2 separate regions of the Homo sapiens genome follow, and region 2 is linked to region 1. A link is an interaction called in ENCODE POLR2A ChIA-PET data of the cell type or tissue named here. Cell type or tissue: HepG2. All regions are shown on one strand. Links, peaks and the distances in the headings refer to the core of each region. The heading gives the core; the rest is flanking DNA.

The links. Peaks named below come from ENCODE experiments on the same cell type or tissue, not always from the same donor. Only the 100,000 strongest peaks of a DNase experiment are listed, where the experiment ranks them.
Region 2: POLR2A ChIA-PET joins it to region 1 with 6 read pairs; 1 of 35 experiments calls an interaction of 5 or more read pairs at or near these places.

Annotation. Positions count from the first base shown.
Region 1 is chr16:10,303,428-10,308,798 of GRCh38, reverse strand. No RefSeq gene overlaps it. Among named protein-coding and RNA genes, the nearest start is that of ATF7IP2, 80 kb to the left of the region's middle. In HepG2, for the core only: no CTCF peak of the experiment used is centred there; DNase peaks (open chromatin) are centred at 148 and 2,058.
Region 2 is chr16:10,614,146-10,619,516 of GRCh38, reverse strand. No RefSeq gene overlaps it. Among named protein-coding and RNA genes, the nearest start is that of EMP2, 36 kb to the right of the region's middle. In HepG2, for the core only: no CTCF peak of the experiment used is centred there; a DNase peak (open chromatin) is centred at 2,206; H3K4me3 peaks cover 1,626 bases.

The DNA of each region.
Region 1 (5,371 bases), core at 97-5,096:
ACAGGTCAGGACGGGACAGGTCTTTGCTTGCTGCAAAAAGGGACAGGCAATGTGGCTAGCTGCTAAGGAGGGAATTTCCTGGGTTCAGGCGGTTAGGCCTGAACTTGTCTGGTAGGGTGTTTCTCACAGCCGAGACCCACTGGAATTTTCCACTCTGACTAGGGTTGCGAAATGGCAGGGGTTTACAACATGGTGCAGCTTGGAATAACAACTATGTGCTGGGCAGTAGAAATGAAAAGTGCCTAGACACATCCCTTGGCTGCTCGAAATCTAGAGGGGAAGAGACACAGACAAGTTGTGGTCTAATAAAAAAAAAATTGGTTTTTGGCCAGGCATGGTGGCTTATGCCTATAATCCCAGCACTTTGGGAGACTGAGGTGGGAGGATCACCTGAAGTCAGGAGTTCGAGACCAGCCTGGCCAACATGGCGAAACCCCGTCTCTACTAACAACACAAACATTAGCTGGGTGTGGTGGTGCGCGCCTGTAATTCCAGCTACTTTGGGAGGCTGGGGCAGGAGAATCACTTGAACCCGGGTGGTGGAGGTTGCAGTGAGCTGAGATTGTGCCATTGCACTCCAGCGTGGGTGACAAGAAACTCCATCTTGAAAAAAAAAGAAATATTTGGTTTTTGTCCCCAGTTCCTGGTACTGAGCTCCTAAAACGCTTAGAGTTTTCTGAGTGATGGGAGTGCCTTTTTTTTTTTTTTTTTTTTTTTTGAGACAGGGTCTCACTCTGTTGCCCAGGTTGCAGTGCACTGGTGTGATTTCAGTTCACTGCAAACTCTGCCTACCAAGCCCAAGCTGGTCTTGAACTCCTGGACTCAAGCAATCTTCCTGCCTTGGCCTCCCAAAGGGTTGGGATTATAGGTATGAGCCACTGTGCTTGGCCTGGAGTGTCTTTTGTTATCCATAAGGAGCCCTTTTCCATCACACCTGAGTTCATGCCAATAAGGTGACTTAGAGTAGTTCCCCTATATAGCTTCAGGATGGGGTTGGTCATCAGAAGACCAAGGAAGGCCAACTGCAGGGGCTTACACCTGTGATCCCAGTACTTTGGGTGGCTCAGGTGGGAGGATTACTTGGGTCCAGAAGTTCCAAACCAGCGTGGGCAACATAGGGAGACCGTATCTCTACAGAAACTAAAAAATTAGCTAGGCATGGTGATGCACATCCGTAGTCCCGGATACTCAAGAGGCTGAGGAGGGAGGATCATTTAAGCCCAATAGTTCAAGGCTGCAGTGAGCTGTAATTGTGCCATTGCATTCCAGCCTGGGCAACTGAACAAGACTTTGACTCAAAAAGAAGAAGAAGAAAAAAAAAGACCAAGTGGTTGGAGTGTTGAAATTTTTTTTTTTTTTTTTTAGATAAGAGTCTCGCTCTGTCGCCCAGGCTGGAGTGCAGTGGCACGATCTCGGCTCACCGCAAGCTCTGCCTCCCGGGTTCACGCCATTCTCCTGCCTCAGCCTCCCAAGTAGCTGGGACTACAGGCGCCCACCACCACGCCCGGCTAATTTTTTTTTGTATTTTTAGTAGAGACGGGGTTTCACCGTGTTAGCTAGGATGGTCTCGATCTCCTGACCTCGTGATCCTCCCGCCTTTTAACAACAGACATTGAGCTTGAGAAAAACTCTTGAACAATGAGGTCTGGGAAGCTTCTAGATGGGTGAACACACTGAAGTGCTGGGAGGCTGATGAGCCCAGGGAGTGCAAGAAAGCTTCATGCACGCGCCCCCATCACCCAATACCTGTCCCATGCATCTCTTCTAGCTGGCCATTCCTGAGTTATGTCCTTTTTTTTTTTTTTTTGAAACGGAGTCTTGCTCTGTCACCCAGGCTGGAGTACAGTGGCGCGACCTCGGCTCATTGCAACCTCCGCCTCCTGGGTTCAAGCGATTCTCCTACCTCATCCTCCAAAGTAGCTGAGATTACAGGTGCTCGCCACCATGCCTGGCTAATCTTTTTTTGTATTTTAGTAGGGACAGTATTTCACTGTCTGGCTGGTCTCAAAGTCCTGACCTCAAATGACCCGCCTATGTTTTTTTGTTTGTTTGTTTGAGACTGGGTCTCATTTTGTCTCACAGGCTGGAGTGCAGTGGCCTGATTACAGCTCACAGTAGCCTTGACCTCCTGGGCTCAAGTGATCCTCCTACCTCACCCTACCAAGTAGCTGAAACTATAGGCAGGCACCCACACGCCGGGCTAATTTTTGTGTTTTTTGTAGTGATGGGGTTTCCCTAGATTGCCCAGGCTGGTCTCAGACTCCTGAACTGAAGCCACCTGCCCACCTCAGCCTCCCAAAGTGCTAGGATGACAGGCCTGCTTACATATTTTCAATACATACAACAACAGTACAGGCAACTTTTATACTACAAGGGCAGAGTTGAATAGCTGTCACGTAGACTGTGTGGTTCATAAAGGCGAAATATTTACTGTCTGGCCCTTTATAGAAAAAGTTTGCCAACCCTTGACCTTATTACATTGTTGATGATGATGAAGTCATAAACAAATATGAAATAAAACATTTTTTAATAAAAAAATAAAAGCACCGTGTCTCCACAAAAAAATACAAAAATTAGCTGGGTGCAGTGGCACATGACTGCATTCTCAGCCACTTGAGAGGGTGAGGTGGGAGGATTGACTGAGCCCAAGAGGGCAAGGCTGTAGTGAGCCATGACTGTGCCACTGCACTTCAGCCTGGGTGACAGAGTAACACCCTGCCTCAAAAATAAATAAATAAATCAATAAAATAAATAAAACTGGCCAAGAACGGGGGCTCACACCCATAATCTCAGCACTTTGAGAGGCTGCAGTGGGAGGGTTGCCTGAATCCAGGAGGTTGAGACCAGCCTGGGCAACGAAGCTAGATCCTGTTTCTACAAAAAACGTAAAAAAAATTGCTGGGCATCACGGTGCACGCCTGTGGTCCCGGCCACTCGAGAGGCTAAGGCTGGAGGATTGCTTGAGCTCAAGAGTTCCAGACAAGCTAGGGCAACACAGCAAGACCCCGTCTATAAAAAATAATAATTTAGGTCGGGTGTGGTGGCTCACGCCTGTAATCCCAGCACTTTGGGAAGCCGAGGTGGGCAAATCACCTCAGGTCAGGAGTTCAAGATGAGCCAGGCCAACATGGTGAAACCCCATCTCTACTAAAAATATAAAAATTAGCCAGGCATAGTGGCAGGTGCCTGTAATTCCAGCTACTCGGGAGGCTGAGGAAGGAGAATTGCTTGAACGCAGTAGACGGAGGCTGCAGTGAGCCAAGATCGCACCATTGCACTCCAGCCTGGGGAACAAGGGCGAAACTCTGTCTCAAATAATAATAATAATTTTTAAAAAGTAGACAAGGTCTTGTTCTGTTGCCTAGGCTGGAGTGCAGTGGCATGATTATAACTCACTGCAACCTCTACCTCCCAGGCTCAAGCGATTCTCCCTCCTCAGCCTCTTGAGTAGCTGAGACTATAGGCATGTGCTACCACACCTGGCTAATTTTTAATTTTACACACACAGGGTCTCACTGTGTTTCCCAGGCTGATCTGAAACCGCTGGGCTGAAGCAGCATCCCACCTCAGCCTCCTAAAAATGTTGCAATTACAGGTGTGAGCCACCGCACCTGGCCAGGACATTTTGAATACAAATGTTTAGATCAGAATTATATCAACATGGCTGGCCGGGCCTGGTGGCTCATGCCTGTAATCCCAGCACTTTGGGAGGCCGAGGCGGGCAGATCACCTGAGGTTGGGAGTTCGAGACCAGCCTGACCAGCATGGAGAAATCCCCGTCTCTACTAAAAATACAAAATTAGCTGGGCGTGTTGGCACATGCCTGTAATCCCAGCTACTCGGGAGGCTGAGACAGGAGAATCACTTGAACCCAGGAGGCGGAGGTTGTGGTGAGCCAAGATCGTGCCATTGCACTCCAGCCTCGGCAACAAGATCGAAACTCCAGCCGGGCGTGGTGGTTCACACCTGTGATCCCAGCACTTTGGGAGGCCGAGGTGGGCAGATCCCGAGGTCAGGAGATTGAGACCATCCTGGCTGACACAGTGAAACTCCTTCTCTACCAAAAAAAAAAAATACAAAAAATTAGCCGGGCGTGGTGGTGGGCGCCTTAGTTCCAGCTTCTCGGGAGGCTGAGGCAGGAGAATGGCGTGAACCTGGGAGGTGGAGCTTGCAGTGAGCCGAGATTGCGCCACTGCACTCCAGCCTGGGCGATAGAGGGAGACTCCGTCTCAAAAAAAAAAAAAAAAAAAAAAAGCGCGAAACTGCTTCTCAATAAATAAATAAATAAATACATACATAAATAAATAAAACATGGCTGAATTATCAATGAGAAAGCATTATCCAAAGTAAACTCTACTAAGCCAGTTTAATTTTGTGATCAATTATCTACGTGGATCCATTAAACTATTCTAATTTTCCCCAAACTTTTTAAAATTTTAATTTACTGAAATTGGTGGCATGGAATCAATTGCTTTTCTTTATGTAATCTACTTTTTTCCCATATTGCACATACTAATTATAATTTACAACTGGTTTCATTGTGAGACCATTATTTCAGCTAAGTCCTATTTTCCTGGGATAAATTATCAAAGATACACATTTAGTGCAGAAAATTAGAATGTTTTGTCGATTTTTAGCTAGAAGCAAATTTGACCTTCTGAGATGTTTAGTTGTTTTTGGTGTTAATTTGTATTGATAATTTATAGCTGTAGTATTCATTATTATTTGAATCAAAGAATGATAGTTTGCATTTATTTCTTAGTTACTTGATGAGAAAATTGTAAGGTGTTTTGTTAGGTGGAGAGACTAGGAGAGATAGAAATGGGGAAAAATGGGGAAGGAGTGGGAAGAGGAGAGTGGAGAGAAGGAAAGAAAGAAAGAGGGAAGAGAGAGAGATGTGGAGGTCAAGTGGAAGCCAGAGAGGATGGAAATGGAACTATGTTGGCCAGGCGCAGTGGCTCACGCCTGTAATCCTAGCACTTTGGAAGGCCATGGTGGGCAGATCACCTGAGGTCAGGAGTTCAAGACCAGCCTGGCCAACATCGTGAAACCCCGTCTCTACTAAAAATACAAAAATTAGCTGGGTGTGGTGGCACATGCCCATAGTTCCAGCTACTTGGGAGGCTGAGATAGGAAAATAGCTTGAACCCAGGAGAAGGAGTTTGCAGTGGGCCGAGATCGCGTCATTGCACTCCAGCCTGGGTGACAGAGGAGACTCCATCTCAAAAAAAAAAAAAAAAAAAAAAGAAATGGGACTATGTTGAAATGAGGGACTGAAGAGAGATAGAAAGAGAAGGATACACTAGGGGCCAAAATATCCTCCAGGTCACAATGTTGGATTCAAACCTGTTCCCAGGTAGGATGTCTGGGA
Region 2 (5,371 bases), core at 177-5,176, 310 kb before region 1:
ACCCACCAGCTTCTGCGGGATTGAGAAGCCGCTGGGGATCCCCCTGCTCCCCGTTTCCTCCTCAAGACTTTGGAGCATATGAGGTGGTGGTAGGAGCGCGGGGCTGAGTCAGGTGCAGGGATGAGGACTCTGCCCGAGGAGCCGCATGCCTGCTCCTCTGAGCTCCCTGCGGCCCATCAGTTAGCGTCTTGGCAGGTGACCCCTTCTGGGCTGGAGGAGGTGGGTGGAATGTGTGTCGGGGGATGGGGGGTAGACCTGACATCACCTTCTGGAGAGCAAAGGGGTTTTTGGCAGTAGGACCAACAGGTTCCCTAGGGGGTGCCCACCCACCGCTGGGTCTGGGGGGATGCTGAGGCAGACACAGCCGGTGGGAGATGCCAAAACCCAGTCTACAGCTTTCTGTCTGCCAAGACAAGGAGAGGAGCGGAGCTGGGGCCTCCAGGCCACTTGGGCTTCCCCTCCTCCCTCTGCCAAGGCCTGCAGAAGCCGGGCTAGCCAGGGCCCGATAGGAAGAGGGAATTGGGAGAGAAGCCTGATTCTGCCAGAACCTGTCACGGGGCCTGTATGGCTCAGTACAGGCATCTGCTGAATGAGAAACCTTTTCAAAACAACGATCACAGCAGGCCTCTTGCACAAAACCCTCCCAGGGCTCCCCAGGGCTCCTAGGACACCCCATCTGCGGCTTCAACTCACTGCCACTTCTCCAGCTCCCCATTACCCCCGAGCTGCACTTTCCCACATCAGGGTCTTCGCGCGTGCTGTTCCCTCCTCCCTGAACATTGGTCCGTGTCCCTCCCTTCTTCCCCCAGTTCACAGCCTTGTGCTTGAGGTCACAGCTGTCAGTCAGTTTCCCAGGAAAGCCTTACTGGATCTCGCTGATGGGTCCTGTCAGCTTCTTTTTTTCCCCAGTCCAGTAGATTTCCTTTCCTTAGAATGTAGTTTCCCAAACTGCCTTGAAAATAGAGTCATGTGAAATATATATGTTTTAAAAATACAGATTGCTTGACCCTTTCCTATCCCTAGAGTCAGAAGCTCGGAGAGAGGGAGATGGGTGATGTTGAACCACCACCACGGGCTGGCAGCAGAGGGACGCCCCTACCCTAGGTTCTAAGCGCCAGGAAGTGGGCACCACCATTTCTTTATCGTTGCAACCCCACCTCCAGCACAGTGTCTGGCATGGGATCTGGCTCAAGACATTTTTATTAAGTGGATGGATGGCTATAGAATGAATGAAATTAGTCACAGTAACTAACTGTGATTCAATTCTGAGCATACTGTACTTCTTACCCGGCCTACGCAAGACTAGCCCACAAGAAGAATGCCAAGGTGGATGATGTGGGCGCTGGGAATCAGAGCTGAGAGAGAGTGAACAGGATGTTAATAAAACCCAAATGGGGTCCAGGATTGAGGCGAGTATGGGAAGAGGACACAAGTACCCACCCTGATGTAGCTGGACCCACCTCCTGCTGGGAGGGCATCTCTCCCCAAAGTCAGGTGGAGGCAGAGAATCGGTTACACCTGTTGGGGAACTGATGACCCAGACAGGACAGGGTAACAATGACAGCAATGAAGATGTGCCTTTTGGGCATCGGGATATTGCTAGGCAACTGCTTTGAGCATTTTGCACTTCAGGTCATGCATTCTAGTAGCTGCACCTGCTCCCTTGCTCCCTCTCCCTCTCCAGATCCTGCCATGCACCGCTTTCCTCTCTTTTCCCTCCCCTTCCAGTTCCTCCAAGTGTTAAACTTGGAATTGAAGTATTCCTTTCACCACGGTATGTCCTGGATTTCAAACAGCTCCTCTCTCCCTGCCAATCTCTCCATCGGAGCCCCTCTCCGTCTGTATTTGTTAATTTCAGGTTCTGTGAACATCGCCTCTGCTCTGGAGGTCAGGTGTGGTGGTGGGGCTCCTCCATCTGCTGTGAGAGTGTAGGGGTGAAGGGAGGAGGGACTGGGGGTAGCAGAAGGAGCCAGCCTCTTTCCCCAGCTCTCCTGCCTCTTGGCTTCCTACCCTGCAGCCAGGCCAGCACCCACAAGAGGCTGCAGCCTGCATTTCAGGATTTCTAGCTTGGCAGGGCGCCTGAGGGGGCAGGAAATGGAAAGAGAGGGCGGGAGGAGCCACAGGCTTTCCCAGTGCCCTGCCCAGGCTGGGATGAACAGTATCTTTGAGATCAAAAACCAACTGGCCCACACCCTGCAGAGCTGGCCTTGTCCCTGCCCCTTGATGGGAGGGGAGGGCTGAATCTGCAAAGTAGGAGGAGTGGGAGGTAGGGGCGCTAGGGAGTGGGTGGCCCCTGCTGTCACTGGGCCCAGGGGTTACTGTCAGGCCCCACCCCCGGGAGACAGAAAGGAGGCATTTCAGAGCTGGGTGGGCTGTGCTGACACTGAACGCTTGTTTGTCTGCCGCCCACACTCTCTGGGAATCGCCTGTGTGGCCAGGCACCCCAGGCGGAGGTTGCCGCTAACAGGAGGCCTGTGCCCATCGGCTCCCCCTCCCCAGAGGGGCAGCTCTGAGAGTGCCCCAAAGGACAAGGGACTGGGATTCTCAGTGGTGACCTTTGGGGCAGGACAGGGAGAGACCAGGGTAAGCCAGAGCCCTGGACTTTGCCAGGCCTCGTGAACAAAGCACCCAAAAAGTTTTAATAAAAGGCTCTGAAGACTCTGCCAACCTCCACCTCCGCCCCCCCCAGGAGAGTGTGGCCAACTGGGTGACTTGAGGGTGAAGGGTGAGAGCGTTGGACAGGCCAGGACTCGCTCCTGCTGCTGCGGGCTCCCTGGAGCAGGCGTCCCGGGAAATCAAAAATCCTCAGCCCACTCCTGAGTGCATTTCACAGAAGCAGTCTGAGCTCTGCCCTTCCTTTCTTGAAGACTGGCCTCCAGCTCACATGGGGCCCAGAAAGGAGCCCCCAGCTCCCCGGAAATCCTGGATCCAGGATTTCACAAGACAGCGAGCATTAGGGCTCCACAGAGCATTTGCTGAAGTTCTTTTTTTTTTTTTTTTTCTCAAAATGTGCGCCTTGGCTGGGATTCCCTGGGGGCAGAGAGGTGAGATGTGTTCACAGCCAGGAGGTCACAGCCCTCCTGACTCAGGTAGGGTGGAACAGACTGGGTAGGTGGCATCTTGGATTCTGACTTTGCTCTCTTAATCTATGGTCTTATTTACGGCTGGCTTCATGGACATTCACCTGTACAATCACACAGAAGTGCCATCTTAAAATTCCTTGTAATATTGAACAAGGAACTCTGTGTTTTCATTTTGCGCTGAGCCCTGAAAATTATGTAGCCGATCCTGGTCTTAAAACACAAGGGGCCGGGTGCAGTGGCTCACACCAGTAATCCCAGCACTTTGGGAGGTCAAGGCAGGTGGATCACCTGAGGTCAGGAGTTCGAAACCAGACTGACCGATATGGTAAAACCCTGTCTCCACTAACAATACAAAAGTTAGCTGGGCGTGGTGGCATGCACCTGTTGTCCCAGCTACTTGGGAGGCTGAGACAGGAGAATCACTTGAACCCGGGAGTTGGAGGTTGCAGTGAGTCGAGATCGCGCCACTGCACTCCCACCTGGGTGACAGAGTGAGACTCCGTCTTAAAAAACAAAACAAAACCTCAAGGAAAAATTAGTGGCTCTAAAATTCCTATTTAGGAGAAGCTTTGAAGTAAAAGGCTCATTAGGAGTGAGATCTAGGCAATTTATTCTGAAGCTGCACTTGGATAATAATGATAACAATAACAAAAGCAGCATATTCTTATAGCACTTATTAGGTACCAGTCACTCTTCTAAATGCTTTATGTGGGGCCAGCTGCGGTGGCTCAAACCTGTAATCCCAGCACTATGGGAGGCTGAGGGGGGCAGATACTTGAGGTCAAGAGTTAGAGACCAGCTTGGCCAACATGGTGAAAAACCCCATCTCTACTAAAAATACAAAAATTAGCCAGATGTGGTGGTGGGTGCCCATAATCCCAGCTACTCTGAGGCTGAGGCAGGAGAATCGCTTGAATCCAGGAGGTGGAGGTTGCAGTGAGCCGAGATTGTGCCACTGCACTCCAGCCTGGGCAACAGAGTGAGATTCCTTCTCAAATAAATAAATGCTTTATATGAGTTAGCCCATTTAATCTCCTTCCTTAGCATATCAATTATACTATTTTTCATCAGAACTACTACTATTCCGATTTTATAGAAAAGGAAACTGAGGCTTATTAAAACTAAAGAAGTGGCCAGGTGTGGTGTTTCATGCCTGTAATCTCAGCACTTTGGGAGACTGAGATGGGAGGATTACTCGAGTCCAGGAGTTTGAGACCAGCCTGGACAGCAGAGTGAGACCCTGTCTCTACAAAAAATCAAAAAATTATCCAGGCATGATGGCGTGCACCTGTGCACCTGTAGTCTCAGCTACTTAGGAGGCTGAGGCAGAACGACTGCTTGAGCCCAGGAGGCCAAGGTTGCAGTGAGCTGTGATTGCACTGCTGCACTCCAGCCTTGGGTGACAAAGCAAGACACTGCCTCAAAAAAAGAAAGAAAGAGAGGAAGGGAGGAAGGGAGGGAGGAAGGAAGGAAGGGAGGGAAGGAGGGAGGGAGGGATGGAAGGAGGAAGGAAGGAAGGAGGGAAGGAAGGAAGGAAGGAAAGAAGGAAAGAAGGAAAGAAGGAAGGAGGAAAGGAGTTAAAGAAGTGGCCCAATAAATCCTGGGCAGTTTGGCTCCACCACCCTTCACCCTCTGCTAGCACTCCTGTTTGTATTTAAAGTGGGTTTCTTGTGGACAACACATAGTTAGGTCTTGATTTTTCTAATCCATTCTGAGGTCTCTGTCTTTAATTGGTGTATTTAGACCATTCACATTTAAAGTGATTGTTGATGTAGTTGGATTAATACCTACCACATTTGTAACTACTTTGCATTCAGTACACTTGTTTTTACTTTTAAAAAATCTTCTCTTTTTCTACCTTCTCTGGTTTTGAGTGTTTTATGTGATTCCATATTCTCTCCTTTCTTAGCATATCAATTATACTTCTTTTAAGCAACTTTTTGGTGGTTGACCTAGAGGTTTTGTAATATACATTTACAAGTAATCTGAGTCCACTTTCTTGTTTGTTTTGTTTTGTGGGTTTTTTTTTTTTTTTTTCCAGGCTGGAGTGCAGTGGCACAATCTCAGCTCACTGCAACCTCTGCCTCTGGGGTTCAAGTGATCCTCCCACCTCAGCCTCCCGCAGGAGGAGTAGCAGGATTACAGGTGCTCGCCACCACACCCAGCTAATTTTTGTAATTTTAGTAGAAACTGGGTTTTACCCTGTTGGCCAGGCTGGTCTTGAACTCCTGACCTCAAGTGATCCTCCTGCCTCAGCCTCCCAAAGTGCTGGGATTACAGGTATGAGC